Linked DNA regions of Homo sapiens: region 1 is linked to region 2. A link is a loop called in an ENCODE intact Hi-C map of the cell type or tissue named here. Cell type or tissue: mammary epithelial cell. All regions are shown on one strand. Each heading gives the region's core, and the rest is flanking DNA. Links, peaks and the distances in the headings are about the cores only.

The links. Hi-C counts contacts between places; a loop is a spot of excess contacts. Peaks named below come from ENCODE experiments on the same cell type or tissue, not always from the same donor. Only the 100,000 strongest peaks of a DNase experiment are listed, where the experiment ranks them.
Region 1: a loop joins it to region 2, with 2.7 times the contacts of the local background. A loop is called at or near these places in 2 of 110 quality-filtered maps.

The regions. Positions count from the first base shown.
Region 1 is chr9:104,229,564-104,236,420 of GRCh38, reverse strand. No RefSeq gene overlaps it. Among named protein-coding and RNA genes, the nearest start is that of SMC2, 140 kb to the right of the region's middle. RefSeq lists an enhancer at 2,944-4,143. In mammary epithelial cell, for the core only: no CTCF peak of the experiment used is centred there; a DNase peak (open chromatin) is centred at 3,510; H3K27ac peaks cover 2,462 bases.
Region 2 is chr9:104,283,865-104,290,721 of GRCh38, reverse strand. It overlaps LOC105376194 (a long non-coding RNA gene), which reads right to left. Exons shown (of 4, transcript NR_135141.1): 3 at 4,632-4,728; 4 at 4,144-4,498. Among named protein-coding and RNA genes, the nearest start is that of SMC2, 190 kb to the right of the region's middle. In mammary epithelial cell, for the core only: no CTCF peak of the experiment used is centred there; a DNase peak (open chromatin) is centred at 3,711; H3K27ac peaks cover 557 bases.

The DNA.
Region 1 (6,857 bases), core at 2,176-4,675, 54 kb after region 2:
CTCCTCTGTGAATAAGGATATCTAGTTACAAGGAAGTTTCCACTGCAGTTTGTTGTGCATTATCTAAACAAAATGGAACACAATAGTACAAAAATACATGCTGAACCTATTAGGAATGGACTGTGATTTTTCCTGGAGATAGAAAATCATAGCCCTGAAAAACTGGGTGGAACAAACATGTTGTAGATTATTTTTATGTGACATGGTAGAGTAGAAATAAGTAACAAAAACAACACTTAACCTAGCCTGGAAGGAGGTTCTGGCAACGTGCTTTAGAGGATGTGATTTTGCCCTCCCCCTCCCCCTCCACCTCTCCCTCCCTCTCCCTCCCCCTCCCTCTCTCCCTCCCTCTCCCCTTTCTTTCTACCGTCTCCCTCTCTTGCCAAGCCTGGACTGTACTGCCATGATCTCAGCTCGCTGCAACCTCACCTCACTGCCTCGGGCTCCCGTGATTCTCCTGCCTGGGCCTGCCGAGTGCCTGGGATTCCAGGCACGCGCTGCCGCTCCTGACTGATTTTTGTATTTTTGGTGGAGATGGGGTTTCGCCGTGTTGACCGGGCTGGTCTCCAGCTCCTGGCCTCGGGTGATCTGCCCCCCTCGGCCTTCTGAGGTGCTGGGATTGCAGACGGAGTCTCGCTCACTCAACGCTCAATGTTGCCCAGGCTGGAGTGCAGTGGCGTGATCTCGGCTCGCTACAACCTCCACCTCCCAGCCGCCTGCCTTGGCCTCCCAAAGTGCTAAGATTACAGCCTCTACCAGGCCGCCACCCCATCTAGCAAGTGAGCAGCGTCTCTGCCTGGCCGCCCATCGTCTGGGATGTGAGGAGCCCCTCTGCCCGGCCACCCTGTCTGGGAAGTGAGGAGCACCTCTGCCCGGACGCCCCGTCAGGGATGTGAGGAGCGCCTCTGCCCAGCCGCCACCCCATCTGGGAAGTGGGGAGCACCTCTGCCCGGCTGTCTCATCTGGGATGTGAGGAGCGCCTCTGCCCGGCCGCCCCGTCTGGGAGGTGAGGAGCGCCTCTGCCCGGCCGCCCCGTCTGGGAGGTGAGGAGCGCCTCTGCCCGGCCGCCCCATCTGGGAGGTGAGGAGCGCCTCTGCCTGGCCGCTCTTCGTCTGGGAGGTGAGGAGCACCTCTGCCCGGCCGCCCCATCTGGGAGGTGAGGAGCGCCTCTGCCCGGCCGCCCCATCTGGGAGGTGAGGAGCGCCTCTGCCCGGCTGCCCCGTCTGGGAAGCGAGGAGCGTCTCTGCCCACCCGCCCATTGTCTGGGAAGTGAGGAGCACCTCTGCCCGGCCGCCCATAGTCTGGGAGGTGAGGAGCGTCTCTGCCCGGCCGCCCATCGTCTGAGAAGTGGGGAGCGCCTCTGCCCGGCCGCCCATTGTCTGGGAAGTGAGGAGCGCCTCTGCCCGGCCGCCCCGTCTGGGAAGTGAGGAGCGCCTCTGCCCGGCCGCCCCGTCTGGGAAGTGAGGAGCATCTCTGCCCACCCGCCCATCGTCTGGGAAGTGAGGAGCACCTCTGCCCAGCCGCCCATAGTCTGGGAAGTGAGGAGCGTCTCTGCCCACCCACCCATCATCTGGGAGGTGAGGAGCGCCTCTGCCCGGCCGCCCATCATCTGGGATGTGAGGAGCGCCTCTGCCAGGCTGCCCCACCTGGGAGGTGTACCCAACAGCTCCGAAGAGACAGCGACCATCGAGAACGGGCCATGATGACGATGGCAGTTTTGTCGAAAAGCAAAGGGGGAAATGTGGGGAAAAGAAAGAGAGATCAGATTGTTACTGTGTCTGTGTAGAAAGAAGTAGACATAGGAGACTCCATTTTGTTCTGTACTAAGAAAAATTCTTCTGCCTTGGGATGCTGTTAATCTATAACCTTACCCCCAACCCCGTGCTCTCTGAAACATGTGCTGTGTCAACTCAGGGTTGAATGGATTAAGGGCGGTGCAAGATGTGCTTTGTTAAACAGATGCTTGAAGGCAGCATGCTCTTTAAGAGTCATCACCACTCCCTAATCTCAAGTACCCAGGGACACAAACACTGTGGAAGGCCGCAGGGACCTCTGCCTAGGAAAACCAGAGACATTTGTTCAGGTGTTTATCTGCTGACCTTCTCTCCACTATTATCCTATGACCCTGCCACATCCCCCTCTCTGAGAAACACCCAAGAATGATCAATAAATACTAAAAAAAAAAAAAAAAAAAAAAAAAAAAAGAGGATGTGATCTCTGGGAAGAGTCTTGAAGGACCAGCAGAATATAGACAGGTAAAGAAAGGGAGAAAGACATTCTAGGTTTAAGTAACACACCACGAATGAAGGCATGCGGTTATAAAACAGTGCTGGTCTCTTCTAGGATTTCTAATTACCAAAGACCATTTGGCAACTGGTAGCAACTTGGAAAATCTACTATATGAGTTCTGAGCAAGATGGATGTTAAGTTGTTTACCAATTAACTAGAATGTGGTAGTTAATTCCAGAGGGAATCCTAATCGAGAATCTATTTAACTGACTGCCTCTTAAGAAGGTAGAATATAGCACAGCCATGACAGCATTCAGACTAGTGTTTCTGTCAGATAAACATAATTGTTAATTTTGAATAGATCAGAATTGAGTATTTTTAAATTCCAGGACAAAAATCGTAGTCAAGTAAAGTTGGACACAATATAGAAAAGCTGATTTTTGTTGTTGACATCTATCTGCCATTGGCCCCATTAGTACACTGTTAACAATACAGGCATAGGAAGTACACATCATAGGAGTGTGTCTGAGGTTACAGGTACACTTCTGGAATGCACACTTTGTGCAAATTTTTCTGAGAATTACAATGTGAGGTTTTTGGCATTTTTCCTGTCCTGATTTGACTCCTACTCCTTGGTTTTACTGTGATGCCAGAAATACAGGTTAATTTGAGGACGTGTTACTGATAAAGGTTTGTGTAAACTTTAAGCTACTCATTCTGACATGGCCAAGTGAGACACCGACAAACATCCAGATGTCCTTAAACTTTATCTTCTCTGTACTCTGTATATAACATCCTATATTTAGTTCATTCATTTTTCTTATCACAATATTTATTCTTATTTCTTTTTGTATTCCACACTGGACTACATCCTCCTAGGGAAGAGAGACCATATCTGTCACTGCTACATTCCCTGTGACTAACCCAATCTTGGCACATCATAGATCCTCAGGAATGTTTCTATCAGCTAAAGAATGGCTGTTTTTGTACTCTCCATAACTGCATAGCAACACATGGCAGCATATAGGAGAATATTCCAAGCAGGAAATACATTACACCACAACTTTGCCTCTCACAAGGCTGCTTTGTAAAAACATCTATTACTCTGCCATCTGCCATACAACCTTTCCTTTGTTCATTTCCCAATTGCCACTTTTTAAAATAATTTCTGCCAGCTGCATCATTGCCTCCTTTCCTGCCCTTCCTGTTGAGGTGGTGATATGGTTTGGCTTTGTGTCTCCACCCAGATCTCATCTTGAATTGTAATCCCATAATCCTCACATGTCATGGAAGGAATGTGGTGATAGGTAATTGAATCATAGGGGTGGTTTCCCCCATGCTGCTTTTGTAATAGTGAGTCAGTTCTCATGAGATCTGATGGTTTTCTAAGGGGCTTTTTCCCCTTTGCTCAGCACTTCTCCTTGCTGCTGCAATGTGAGGAAGAACGTGTTTTCTTCCCCTTCTGCCATGATTGCAAGTTTCCTGAGGCCTTTCCAGCCATGCTGAACTGTGATTCAATTAAACCTCTTTCCTTTATAAATAACAGTCTCAGGTGTGTCCTTATTATTATTATTAATAGCAGCATGAGAACCAGCTAATACAGATGGGCATTATATAGGACATCTAGCCTTCTTTGCTTTTCAGATATGATGCCTTTTCAAAGCAAGACACTCCTAGGACAGAGCTTTTCTTTTCTAACATAGTTTCCTTAGATGATCCACCGAAAACCAAATTTCTCACTGTACTTGGTTTATCTCCACATTTCCTCTAGTGACTATTCCAAAACATTACTTTTCTCATATGCTGCATGCCCCTTTCTCATTCACTTTCAGGAGACAGCTTCGTATTGATCAGCAAAACAGAGCACACCTCCCTGCCTGCAAAGCCATCTGTAGTTGCAAATATCATCACATTTTCCCCTCTAGTCTTAGAAATGCCTTTCTTTCTCCTCACGGATAACTCTTTCCTTAGGCTCTTGACTCCATTCTCTTCTGTTTACCCAAGTTGTTTGCTCTACCAATTATAACACTTTCCTATAGCTTCATTGTCATACTTCCACTAGATCACTTCCCTTAGAATATATATACCTCTCATTGCTGAAAAAGGCCTCCCTTGACTCCATATCTACCTCCAGATTCTAGGCAGTTTTCCCCATTTTCCTGCCCCATTTTCAACCATCATCACACTTTTATACTCACTCTAGTGCTCAATGAATTTGAACATTTGGCTTATGCCCCTGCTACCCCACAGAAACTGCTGAGCCAAAGGTTACCTAGTTGTAATTTTCATATTAACAAATCCAAAAAAACTCTCTGCCCCAAATGATATAGAAGACCTTGATTCTTAAATATGTTAAAATTATTTGTTTTCATTATACTCTTTTTACCCCCACCCCCTATTCTTCTCACCTTTTAAAACCACTGTTTCTTGGTCTTCTTATTGGTCAATTTCTCCCCGAACACATCTTAAATTAGGATGTGTTCCTCCTGTACTGTACCCTCTCCAATTCACTTTCTACCCCTTGATTTCTCTGGGTGACCTCATCAATTATCATGGTTTTACCTACCCCCTATACAATTGCTTCAATACAGTGTCACTACCTTTGATCCCTCCTCTTGGATTAAGATAAAGAACTATCTACCATTCCAACTGGCATCACCACATAGATGTTTCAAGCAAATCAGATCCCACACTTCAAAGCTGATTTTGGGGGTTTACATACTAACTCCAGAGTTTACATACTCCAGATTTATTCCTCTCATGTATCCTCTATTACAATGTATCCTGCCATTATCTACCAAATGACTCCACAAAGAAATCTAGTGGGTTGGTACACTTCTTCTCTTTATCATTCTCTATATCTATTATCAGTCGTGATTTAATCAGAAAAATAGAGCCACAAGAAATGACAGAAAATATAGATGTATGTTAGAATTGGACTCCAAGGAATTGTGGAGACTGATTACAAAGTTGGTGTATGACTCTTCCTTCTTCATGTGGTGCTGGGTCTGGCTCAGGAAAAGCTGAAGAAAAACCAGCAGGAACTAGAGAAGCTGTGGCACCAGCAGTTGCCCAAGCCAATTAGGTAAGCCAGTATATCAACAACAGTGTGTATGCGCTACAGCCGTGCCCAGTGCCCTCAATGACATTCCCTGCATTAAATGTGTAACTACTGTTTCACACCTGTCTTCCAAATCTCACACAAAATATTTTACAATGCCCATGTTAACCTGGAACAAGGAAGTAAAGGGAATTCTGAAAAACATAATTCCAGCTTAGCTAATTGACACCATACAAACTCATCAAACTATCCAATTAGTTAACAAATCCTGCCAGTCTCTAGAATCTGTCCCTTTGACTACATCATTGCTAGAACAAACTAGTTCAATTTGGAGTAACTGCCTTCCTGGTGCAGTAGCCTCTTTACTGATTTTTTAATTTTTTATTTTTAAGCTAGTCCACACTACACCCATTAATCTATCCTTCATAGCATCACCACACTGCTCTATCTATAAAAAGGAAATCTGACAGTATTACTCAACACACACATAGGTTCCGTATCACCTAGAAAATTAAGTTCAAGTATCTTTCCTAATATAAAAACTTTTAAGATCTAGTCTCTACCTAATTCTTCAAGCCTCATGTCCATTATTCTCCTTGCCTTAAACTTGAGCAATTCCACAACATGTATAGTATCTCTGTCCCCAACACATACATATATGTCCCCAATACATTTATGAATTTGCTTATGCAGTACCTTCTTTCTCAACAACTCACCACCCCATCTTACTCCATACACCGTTAACATGGCTAAATCTTTCTTGTCCACCTTACATGCAATTTTATTTGGAAAATCTTTCATTGATCTCCATCCATTCTTCCATGAGGACTTGCTTTAGCTCTCCTTCATTTGATCTCTGATAACAACCATATTTTGGACATTTTACTTTCACAGTAAACACCATATTATTTTGAAATTTTCTATTTGTCCTTTCTACTCTTTGGAAATAGGCTCCTTTAGGATAAGGACTGAGATTTTTTTTTTTTTTTTCTTGCCAGAACTAAGATCAAGTTTGATGCATAAAAGATATTTGACTATGTTAGTTGAACCAAACTGAATTGACAATACCTTCATATCTTGCAGCAAATGTATGCCAGCACTGACCCTGTAATATCAAGGAGTGAGAAAAGAGAGAAAAATATACGACATTATCTTTTATATTCACAGAGAACTATTACCTTATCTCCTTCCAATGTATGCCTTCCAATGCTTCTCTCTAAGAAGATTTTAATGAGATGAGAAAATCTCTCAGAAAATTATAAAGATTCTACTTTCTATGAGGAGATAATGGTCTCATGAAAAATTTGTATTTTACTAAAATTCTTACATTGAAATAGATTTGGTCACTCAAGAAAATTAGCTAAAAAATAAGATTTATAGGAGTTTAATAAAGTCAGGTATGCAATAAATATATAAAATCTATAACTTTTAAATTTTATTTTATTTTATTTTGAGATGGAGTCTCCCTCTGTCACCCAGGCTGGAGTGCAATGGCATGATCTCGGCTCACTGCAGCCTCTGCCTCCTGGGTTCAAGCGATTCTCCTGTCTCAGCCTCCTGAGTAGCT
Region 2 (6,857 bases), core at 2,719-5,218:
ATTTTGGCTATTGTGAACAGTGTCATAATAAACATGGGGTGCAGGCATCCCTTCGATATACTGATTTCCTTTCCTTTGAATAAATACTCAGTAGTAGGATTGCCAGATCATACAGTAGTTCTAGTTTTAGTTTTTTGAGAAACCCCACACTGTTTTCCATAATGGCTGTACTAATTTACATTCTCATGAACAGTGTATAAGGGTTCCCTTCTCTGCATTCTCACCAGCATTTATTATTTTTTGTCTTTGTGACCTTCTCTGCATTCTCACCAGCATTTATTATTTTTTGTCTTTCTGATTATAGCCATTCTAACTGGGGCAAGATAATACCTCACTGTGTTTTTTATTTGCATTTCCAAGATGATTAGTGATGTTGAGCATTTTTTATTTTATTTTTTTTGTTGTTTGTTTTAATTTCTTTTTTTATTTTATTTTATTATTATTATACTTTAAGTTTTAGGGTACATGTGCACAATGTGCAGGTTAGTTACATATGCATACATGTGCCATGCTGGTGTGCTGCACCCGTTAACTCATCATTTAGCATTAGGTGTATCTCCTAATGCTATGAGCATTTTTAAAATATACCTGTTGGCTACTCCCATCTTCTTTTGAGAAATGTCTATTTGGGTCCTTTGCCTACTTTTTAACGAGAGATATATATAAATATATATATTTGCTGTTAAGTTGTTTGAGTTCTTGGCCCTATTTCTCACCATATACAAAAATCAACTCAAGATAGATTGAAGACTTAAACATAATACCCCAAACTGTAAAACTACTAGAAAAAAAAAATAGAGTGAAACGACTTCAGGATATTGGTCTAGGCAAAGATTTTATGGCTAAGACTACAAAAGCACAGGCCATAAAAGCAAAGGAAATGATCAACAGAGTGAAGAGACAACATGTTGAATGGGAGAAAATATTTGCAAGCTACTCATCTGAAAAAAATTAGTATTGCGAATATATAAGAGAATCAAACAACCCTAGTTTCCGAAGGTTTCTCTCTGTCTTCTCTCTCTCCTCTCACCATCTTGTAGCATCAGGAAACTTTGATCTCCAGTGGCCTTCGTAGTTTCTAGCAAGAGTAGTAATGGGTCACGGGCAATGTCTGCTAGGATTTACAAGCCCCAGAGAAGTCAATAGTTTTAGGAGAAGCAGTTGCAATCATTGTAGTGGTCTCCACCACCACCATCAGTAGTGAGTACTCACCTGGGTTTGTTAGTATCATTTCCTCTTTTTTTGTCCCTACAATCCTAGGACCTTCCTGTAGTTTCCAGTCTCTGTGTTACTCCACCTTTCCTTTATCTTCCTCAACACTTCAAACACTTTGACACAAATATCCTCTATCAAAGTACCTCTGTTTGAAATAAATAATGTGATTTCTATTTTCCTGATTGGTCCCTGATTGACTCAAAGTCCTATCAGCGTGTGAGTACAGGTGGGGTCAGAGTAACAATAATGGCTCAAAATGTCTGCTTTTTACCATTATCTGCTATACAGATCTTAGGCACCTGTGACATTGCTCTCACTAAGCGTAATAGGGAGTCCGTAAGAAGATCTGTGTGTCAGTTCAGCCACATAGAGTCGCTGCAATGCCCAGGTTCTTGGGCATCTGTCATCTCCTATCATGTATTATACTCACAATCACTGCTGTGCTGCAGTTTTTCTAGGCACTGCCTCTGGTGCCAAAGCATTGTACATGCTCCCTTCTATACTTCATCATCCCTTTTCACCTGGCACCCAAACAACATTACTTGTGTCACTGGAAATCAGACCCTCATAAAAATACTCCTTTAACTCAGGTCTAAAAGCCCCATATTAGGTAGAATATGAGCTAGAATGATATAACAAAAAGATTCCAACACATTGTGGCTTCAGCATGATAAAAGTTTATTTCTGTCGATGTGTTTTCTAGAAGTGAGAAGCCTGGGGCTGATGTTAGTTGTTCTGTCTCACCCAGTTTAATGAATTAGCTCCTGCCATCCTCCAAATATGGCTTTTATCTTTGTATCCAAAATTGCTACCTTGTTACCATTTCCCAGACAGAGGAAAAAAGGAATCTTTGCTTAAGGAGATGACTGGAAGCTATTATAGACTTCACTTCCGTACACATCCCTCTACCTGTAACTTATTCACATAACCACACCTATCTGGGACAGAGACTGGGAAATTTGTCTCGACTGGATAATCAGATGCCAAGTTAAAACTCTGGGGTTCAGAGTACCATGTGCAGATGTGTTTTGGCATCTAAGCAACAGCACCCTGCGGAGAGTCTAGGGGAGGTGACACCAAACCCATGCTCTGCTTACCAAGCTATGAGGCTCAGCCCATCATCTTTACACAAAACTTCATCGGCTTGTCAAGCCATGTGTCCACAGGGTTATCTCTGCCCCAAGGGGCACCTTTGTTTCACTTGCACAATGGGACTATTTAGACTAGTGGCAGTTCTGAAGACTCTTAATAAAATATATTAGCAGCCTATGTCACAGATTGTCTCTACATAGGGTTCATGTCTAGTCCATGGGGCTAAGGAAAGTTGGGGAGAATTTAGAAACAGACACTATTCTATGGCCTCCAGTTTTCTCTCTCTTCTATATGAGCGCAATACAAAAATCTTGTTCTAACCAAAAATAGACTGATAAAAATTACCTCTTGTAAATTAACTACCTCTCTAATCTTCCCTGCTAATTCATTCACCTCTTTTATTACCAATGGTCTGAATTAGCTATTATTATTCCTAAGTTACATGTAAGGAAACTGAGGCTCAGAGATATTGGGGAACTTGCTTAAGGTCACACAGCTTGTAAGTGATTAGATATGATTTGAATCCAGGTCTGTGTGACTCCAAAGCCATTGCTGTTTTTGTTATACGACACTGCCTATTAAGTTACAAGCACTAGTACCTCATGATAAAAAATGGGCTACTTGTAATATGAACATTTTTAATAGAGAAGTTCCAAGAAACAGGACATCACCAGGGCCATGATGTCATTGTGGTTTACACTTCCCATGAACTCTTTCCAATAAACATTTCATTTAAATTTAGTAAAGCAGTTAATAAAGCCATAAAGGTTAATTACTAGTTAAGGGAAAAATATGACTTCACTTTGGTGAACATGTGAAAAATGAATCAACTTCTTTCTCAGTTAACCCAGGATTATACAGGCAATAAAGCATGATTATGGATTTAACATGTTAATTCCCAGTAGATTTAATAGCAGTGCTGTGAAATACATGACCAATCGCTAACCCATCTGACAAGCCTTCAGACAGCACTAATCAAGATTAAATCACTTGGCCCATATGTGGATGCAATATATCTTTCGAGACAAAATGACCATAATTTTTCATCATAGAGGTAGTATACATCCCTGGTGATAGGATGAGAAGCAGAGAAGAAAAAAGTGAGGAACGCAATTTGTGATCTCAATCTGACACCTCACTTTAGAAGCTATTTTCGAAGAAAATAACCTTAACCTTATTTTCATAATTTTAAGATCTCCAGGGTTTATTGCTCGTGGAATGATTCATGCTTTACCTGTAACTTGGGGCATAAAGCAAAGCATCCACATCCTTAAAATATTTTGCCTTTCCAAAAATAGATCACTGGCAGAGTCAGCCCTTTGTAGCTTTGCTCTTACATATTTCAGCAACTCTTCAGGTTTCATCACTGTGATTTCAACTTTTAAGATACAGAATCCTAAATAACACCATAGTTCCTTTCTCATGAATCATACTGCCTGGTAACCATAAACGAAAAGCATTGTGTTCTTTTTATTACCTGAAGATTACGAACAAGGGTCTGAGAACTATGGGCTTTGGGCCAAATCTGGCCCACTAGCTGTTGTGTAAATAAAGTTTTATTAGTATTCAGCCAAACCCTTTCACTTATGTATCATCTCTGGCCATTTTCATGCTACAACAGCAGAGGTGGAAAGTTGTGACAGAGAGTATATTTTCCCAAAGCTTAAAATATTTATTATCTAGCCCCTTACATAAACTTTTTGCTGATTCCTGGTTAAGAGTTTCATTTTTTGTTAATTCAAATTCAACTGAAACATGGATATTTTCAGGGTCTTCCACTTCTCCCATTTATGTAGCCCATTTTGTTTCCCAACTGTCTAAAGTCTCACATCAAAACTTCTTCTCACTTCACATTTTAGTGATTAGAATTAAATATGGGGGCTTGTGCTCTAATACACAATAGATCCTCAAAAACATGAATTCATTGCCTCTCCACCAACATTTTGTTGTTCTTGCTGTTTTACAAGGAACCAGTACAGTGTGATGGTAAAGAACAGGGAACTGGCTCTATACTTGGGGTCAGAGTCCAGGAGATTAAACCAGCTAATATATTTAAGGGTTGATGTCACTGTTCCTGGCACATTGTCTATGTTCATTAATTGCTGTTTTCTTCCTCTTCCTTTCTTCCTCCATTATTACCCATGTTACCTAGGGTACATTTCTTACGTTCTCTGTGCCTTGATATTTTTATCTATAAAATAGGAATTATGATAATAATAATATACCCACCTCATAGAGTTTTGGTAGGATTAAAAAATGTAACACAAGCAATATGTTCAGAATAGTGATGGGCACACAGTAAGCACTACACCAGTGTTGCTCACCGTTATCACAATGATCTTCCTCCTCATCTTCATCACCTTCATTTCATTAAAGAGGTTAGTCATGTTGGAAAGGGTTAACCTATTACCCATTGGCTAACTAAAAAAAAAAAAAAAAAAAAGGATTTACTTAGATAAGTATGAGGTATAGGATTGTAAAATCTAACCAGTCCTGTGTTTAAGTCAAGCTCTGTCACCTTTCATTTTTGGGGGTTGAGAGTCAAGATCTTGCTCTGTCACCCAGGCTGGAGTGCAGTGGCATGCTCATGGCTCACTGCAGGCTTGACTTCCCAAGTTCAATCCTCCTCCCACCTCAGCCTCGATAGTAGCTGGGACTTACAGGCGTGTGCAGCCACACCCAGCTTATTTTTGAAGTTTTTGTAGAGATGGGGTTTCTCCATGTTGCCCAGGCTAGTCTTGAACTCTTGGGCTCAAGTGATCCACCTACATTGGCCTCCCAAAGTCCTAGAATTACAGGTGTGAGCCACTGTGCCCAGCCCATTGTTTTTTGTTCTCTAATATTTCATTTAGCTTCTGTGCACCTGAGTTTTCACATTTGTGATATGAAGTAAACAATACAGATCTCATCAGTGAGTTGAAGAGTAAACCATCGAATATATTTAAAGGCTGATGTCACTGTTACTGGCACATTGTATAGGCTCATAGTTGCTGGTTTCTTCCTCTTCCCTGCATCTGTGTTCTTGAAGGTAGCCTAACTCTCCTGAATGTCTTGTATTTCCTGATTGTTCATGCTCTGAGCTCCAATCATGCTCATTACTTCACAGTTTCACATTTGCCCTCCTCTTTTCTCTGCCTCTTTGTGATGGTAAATTTTAGTGTCACCTTGAATGGTCTAAGGGGTACCCAGGTGGCTCATTTCTGGCTATGTCTGGCAGGGGCAGTGTTTCCAAAAGAAGAGACTAACATTTGACTTGATAGACTGAGTAAAGAAGATCTACCTCACCAATGTGAGCAGGCATCATCCAATCTGTTGAGGCTGGAACACAACAAAAAGGCAGAGAAAGGGAAAATTCTCTTCCCTTCTTGGCCTGGGACGTCCATCATCCCTTGCCCTTGGCCATGGGATGTCCTGGTTCTTTGGCCTTTGGACTCAGACTTGCACCAGCACCCACTCCCCGATTCTCAGGCTTTTGGTTTGGGACAGGGAGTTATACCATCATCTCCTCTGGTTGTCAGGCCTTTGAAGTTTCACTGAATTACACCACTGACTTTCCTGGGTTTCCCACTTGTAAATGGCATAATGTGGGACTTGTCAGCCTTCAAAATTATATGAGCTAATTCCCATAATAAATTCCTCTTATATATCCATGTATATCCTACTGGTTTTTCTTATCTGGAGAATTCTGATTAATACACTCAATTAATACACTTAATTTGTGGTGGGTTAATTCTTGTGTTCAGACCAACCTGTGTTTTCTCATATGGTAAACCTTTAATAATGACAATAGTAATAATAGCTTGCTTATACTCTTTCTTGTTCTGTCTCCTCTCCCCTACATATAAATGTATGTATGTATGTGTGTGTGTGTATATATATACACACATACATATATATATACACATATATATATATACACACACATACATACATACATATATATATATATATATATATACCACTATGTGCCAGGCAGTGTTTTAAGAATTTTTAAAGAATTTTACACTTTATTGAACCCTCATAACCACCCTTTGGGTCAGACACTATTGTTATCTCCATTCTATAGATGAGGAAATTGAGCAATGGAGGTTCTAAAACTTGACCAAGGTCATATAGTTAATAAGCACAAAGTAAGGATTTAACTCCAGGCAGTCTATCCCTGGAGTCTGTGCTTTTAGCCACTATGCCATTCTGCTTCTCTAAATGCTTTACAAAATCTTAATGGACTTCATAAACATACTCTACCAATGCATTTCTGCCTTGGTATATGCATTCATGTGTGTTTCATGTATGGAATAGTCCATCTGTTTTTAACACATATAATGTAAAAGTTATATGGTATATGTATATTTTTTCTAAAAGGAAACTCATTCAAGTAGTAATAAATAAGGAATAACTATTTAAATTTATTAATTAGATTCTATTTACACTACTGTCAACCTCAAATTTTTGTTTGACCTGAAATCTTATTTATTATAGTCACCATTGTCGGCTACTACATGATAACAAACTTGTATTTAAAAATTTTGGTAGAATAATAGTTTATGGCT